Linked DNA regions of Homo sapiens: region 2 is linked to region 1. A link is a loop called in an ENCODE intact Hi-C map of the cell type or tissue named here. Cell type or tissue: PC-9. All regions are shown on one strand. Region 1 overlaps FTX (FTX transcript, XIST regulator). Region 2 overlaps JPX (JPX transcript, XIST activator).

Region 1 (2,500 bases):
ACCTAGCTTAATAGGCAGACAAAATGGAAAACCTAACTTAGTAGTATGCACTTGTAACAATAGCTAAGCCTTAGCCAATCCCAGCGGCCATACTTTAACCATTCATATACTGCTGAGTGTTCAAACTATGTTCAAAGAAGGCATACATTGAGCTGTAACCAGTCCAGCTGTTCTGTACCTCACTTCCAATTTCTGTATGTCATGTCCCTTTTTTTGTCTATAAATCTTCCACTATGTGGCTGCACTGGAGTCTTTGTGAATCTGCTGTGATTCTAGGGGCTGCCCAATTCACAAATTGTTCATTGCTAAATTAAACTTTTAAAAATATAATTCAACTGAAGTTTTTCTTTTATCAATGGTTTTATGGTTCAGAGCTAGTGGTTGTACAACAGATGGATATGTAACTGATCTTTGTTTACTGTGAGGTGCTCTGTGTTGTTTCAGCTAATGGGCTGAAGCATGAAGTTCTCTGTGACATGTGCTTCCTGTTCTGTGGGGGTAGGGGGACACAGCTAGGCAGAGCTGGAACTTCTGGCTTACCCTCAAATACTCCTATGTCAAGTGCAGGCACCAGCCCTAATGGAGGTGGCTAGGAGTGTGAGGAGCTCCTAATGAAATGTGCTGAAGTTTTTGTGTGGGACTGTGGGGCGCTGCACAAGCCCCTTGTCGTAAAGAGACAAGAATATGAACTGTTGCCTTATCACAACCCGGTTCCAGAGCTCATGACTCTTAGATGAGTCACATACTGTAGTCTGTCTCTGGGCCACAGTGTGGCTGAGAGCCTTGGGGACTGCTTAATTCGTGACTCTCCATGGGAGTGGTTTTGGGGCAGAACTTCATCACTCAGCCTAATTAATATAAATAGCTTCACAGCTTCCCTGTTCTCCAATGTGATATCATTACTTCTTTGTGTAAAAGGGGGTGAGTCTGCCTTTGGGTCTGTGTGTTGGTTATGGCGATATCAGCTGGTTGTGTCAGTTGGACCTCAGGCTCTGAGGGAAGTGGTCAGATGTCAGCAGAATTTGAATGGGGTAGGTAGTTCTCTAACTCCCCAGCCCCTAGATTGCTGGCTGAACATCATGTATGAGTCCTGATGGAGCTAGGTTGGGGTGGGGGGTGGGGTTCCTCAGGTGCTGGTCGTGATGGTAAGGGGCAGTCTGGTCCCTGGGTCACTGGCTGAACTCTTAGGTAGGGTTAGGCAGAGCACTTAGGCAGTGAGAGCCTAAGGGAAGATCACAGGCTTGTGGGGGTAAGGATTTTAGTAGGGCTCTGGACCACAGATGAAATAGTCATGTAGGGATTGAGTAGGTACACTGGAAGCCAGAAGGCATCAAACCCCATTTGGGAGGGTGCCCTGGTGGTGGTGGGTCACGCAGGAAGCATTCTGGCTGCCTCTGCAGGGTAGCTGCTGGTATGCTGGAGGCTTGCATAAGGGCTCAGGCTTTTTGTTTCCTCCCCAGCCTGGGGGCAGTAAGGGTGGGGACTGTGGTGGCTGCAACCACACCTCTCAGTTGCCTCAGGGAGCTCCACCCCAGAAAAATGCAGAGCCACAGCTGATCAGAGTGATCATGTCTGGGCTGGGCAGCTATCCTATGGGCCCCAGCAGTGTGGGGCCCAAGCAGTTAAGGGCAAGGGGAGCCTGCTTGCCGAAGAGCAGGGCGAGAGATGGTTCTTGTGTAAATAAGTCTGTCCTCTTTCTACATAGGGTAGATGCACAGGTGCTATGTGCTGGAGGTGTCAGTGAAAGCAATCAGGCTCTTCGTTCCCTCCCTAGCCTGTGGGCAGCAAGGGCGGGTACCCTGGCCCCAGCAATGGAAGAAGGCCTGTGAGTTTCTTCTGGGAGCTCCACCCCAGAGAAATGCTGAGCCAAGACTGGCCCGAGTGCTCAGGAGATGGTGGAATGGCTGCGCTGCAGGCCCCATTTGGGAGGCCCTGTCATGTGAGGAGCTGCAGAGATGGGGCCTGCAGTCCGTCTGCTTCTCATCACTGTGGATGCAATCTCTATCCTAGGGGCATGTGAAAGAGCCCGTCCTTCCTTGTTGGCAGGTCTATGCAAGCTGGTGCCTGGGTGCTCAGTGATCCAAGGTCCTTGGGGCTTCACATGACCTTGAGTGACGGCTCTGCCCAGACTCCAGGTGTTTCTTTGTGTCAGTCTGGAGGCCTGGGGGGTTGGGAGGATCTCCCATTCCTAGGATTGCAAAGGTCAATGGAGGAATTGTGGGTCCCTGGGGCTCTTCCTCACTCACCCTTTCCCTGTGGTAGTGAGCTTCCACTGCCTCTGCGCCAGTTCCAGGTGGGTGGCTGCTCTGCTTCATTCCTCTCTGTTCTCCATGGGTCCCGTTGCTTCTGTTACGAGTCCCAATGCGTTCTCGTGGATGATCCATTTGAAGAACTAGTGTTTACTAGCCATTCTGTTTCTTCTTCATGAGAGCAGAGCGCACTACCTGCTTCTAGTCAGCCATCTTTATTCTCTACTATTATATCCCACTTTTATTATTTT
Region 2 (2,500 bases), 55 kb after region 1:
AATATGAACATTAAAATGATTTTGGTGAAGGCTCAGAAAGAAAAGAGAAGAGCTGTAAAGACAGAAAGCTTCTGTCATCTTATGGAATATATATATCATCATGAACATCATATGGTAAAAATATGAATGTTTAAGGTTCTTCTGGTGCGGTCTCAAACAGAAATGAGGAACATGTTATTGGAAACGGGAGGAAAGGTTATTCTTGTTATAAAGTAGCAAAGAACTTGGACAAATTGTGTTCTAGTGTTTGGTGGAAAGTAGAATTTGTAAGTGATGAATGGATATTTAGCTGAGGAGATTTCTAAGCCAAGTGTCAAAGACCTGACCTGGCTTCTTTTTGCTGCTTTATAGTAAAATGTGAGAGAAGAGAATTAATTTGAGGAATGAATTGTTAAGTAAAAAGGAACCAGACTTGAAGATTTGGGAAATTCTCATCCTATTCATATTGCAAAACTTAGAAAATGTGTTCTGGAGAGAACATCAAGGATATGGCTGGAAAACAATTTACTAAAGATATTACATGTGCAATTCATAGATCCAATGAACAGCTCAGCAGAATCCAGGAATAGACAGGCAGTTGTCTAGGAAATATATGTCAACGACTCTCATCTGATTTTGTACCCCCTTTGAATTGCACAGGAGGCCCAAAAGGGTTTTGAGAATTTTGTACCAGCAGAAATGCTGCTAGCTTGGACTGAAGGGGACAGAGACGGGATAAAATGAAGGAAGGCTGTTGGACTTCTGGAATTCTACAAAATGGGCCAATAGCGCTATCCAGCTGTAAACATGTCTTATCCTTCAAGAAAAGAGAAGAATAACCCAAAGGTAGATCAGAGGTCAGCAGGGCTTACTTCTCCCTTGGGCCCAGAGGCATAGGCCTAGGGAATGTGGCTATATCCTCCAGATTTCATCTAGCCAGGCATCTGCTTGTGAGTGCCAGAGGGTGTGGGTCTGTTTTCTAGGGCTGAGGTGAGTAGGGCTGCTTTCCAGAGCTGAGAAGGCTTGGCCACCACCTGGGTGGGCTCAGAGGACAGAACACTGAGCCAAAGAAATTTATTCTTGAGCCTTAAAATCTAATGGAATTTTCCCTGTTCTGATTTGAATTTACTTGCAATCCATGATCCTTTTTTTTCTCATTTTTTCTCCTTGAAATAGGAATTTCTATCCTATGTCTGTTCTACTATTGTATTTTTAAAGCAGATAACCTGTCTGGTTTTACAGGTTTTCAGATGGAGAGGAATTTTGCCTCAGGTTGAATCATACCTCAAGTCACTCATATCTGATTTAGATGACATTTATATAAGATTTTGGTGCTGAAATGTGGGGTGCTGCTTTAAAAATATAGAAGTGCCTTTTGAATTGAGTAATATGTAGGTGCTGGTAGAGTTTTGAGGAACAGAGTGAAGACAGTGTGAAGGCACAGGGTGAAGATGGCCATCTCTAAACCTGAAAATTCTTCCCTGGTGGCCCCTCAGGAGGAACTAACTCTGCTGACAACTTGACTTCAGCCTTCTAGCCTCCATAACTGTGAGAAAATAAATTTCTGTTGTTTAAAGCTACCCAGTCTGTGGTACTTTGTTATGACAGCCCTCGCAAATTAATAAATGTCCTTTGGAAGATGATAGAGAACAATTGTTTGGAAAGCTGATTTTCAAAAAGGTAAAGAGAGAAGCATTTATTTTGACCTCCTATACAAACTGTACCTCAAGTTAAACAAAGCATCTGTACTTTTAAATTTTTTTTATGGGTGGGGTCTCATTGTGTTTCCCAGGCTGGAGCACAGTGACTGTTCACAGGTGTGATCATAGCATACTGCAGCCTTGAACTCCTGGTCTAAAGAAATTTTTTTGCCTTTGCATCCTGAGTAGCTTGGACTACAGGTGTGTGTCACCCTGCCTAGCTTATATTTTGTAAGAAACATAGAGCCAGGGGAACATGTTAAATGACATCATTGAAACTCAATCAGCAAAATCCAGACTCTGGAAAAGTCTAAACAATAATTGACTATATTTCTTCAACAAATAATTTGCAAAGAATAAAAAAAATAAGAGAACGAGGGGGAACTTAGAGAGTTAAAGAGGCTTAAGAGATATATTAACAAAATGCAAAACAAGTACCTGTAAGGTGCTTTGGGTACAGCTTGTGTGCATGTCAAATCATGTCTTCTCTTAATCGAGTCACTGCTGTGGTGACCAGTTCTATGCAAGCATAATCTGACAAGGCCTTGCACTGGCCCAGTGCAGTGTATATCTTGCTTCTTGCACAGGGGCTTCTCTGATGCCAAATCACTGGGCAAATTACAGACCAGTGGGCAGTCAGACATGTGCAAATAGGATGTGTGGCAGAATTAGGTTACATGGGATTATCTTGACTAATAAGGGAATGGGAGGTGTTGGCTAAATCCTTCCCTCTTATGTCCTTCAACTAGACAGTTCTGAGATATATTTCATAATGCAACTCAGAAGGTCCCCAAGATCATATACCTGTTATCAGTTGCATG

Evidence for each region. Peaks named below come from ENCODE experiments on the same cell type or tissue, not always from the same donor. Only the 100,000 strongest peaks of a DNase experiment are listed, where the experiment ranks them.
Region 2: a loop joins it to region 1, with 9 times the contacts of the local background. A loop is called at or near these places in 1 of 110 quality-filtered maps.

Annotation. Positions count from the first base shown.
Region 1 is chrX:74,117,703-74,120,202 of GRCh38, reverse strand. All of the region lies in intron 5 of FTX (FTX transcript, XIST regulator), which reads left to right. Among named protein-coding and RNA genes, the nearest start is that of MIR421, 100 kb to the left of the region's middle. In PC-9, no CTCF peak of the experiment used is centred here; DNase peaks (open chromatin) are centred at 742 and 1,442; H3K4me3 peaks cover 866 bases; H3K27ac peaks cover 2,095 bases.
Region 2 is chrX:74,062,371-74,064,870 of GRCh38, reverse strand. The region is part of intron 4 of JPX (JPX transcript, XIST activator); the gene reads right to left. The region is part of intron 5 of FTX (FTX transcript, XIST regulator); the gene reads left to right. Among named protein-coding and RNA genes, the nearest start is that of JPX, 120 kb to the right of the region's middle. In PC-9, no CTCF peak of the experiment used is centred here; DNase peaks (open chromatin) are centred at 900 and 1,270; H3K4me3 peaks cover 510 bases; H3K27ac peaks cover 1,992 bases.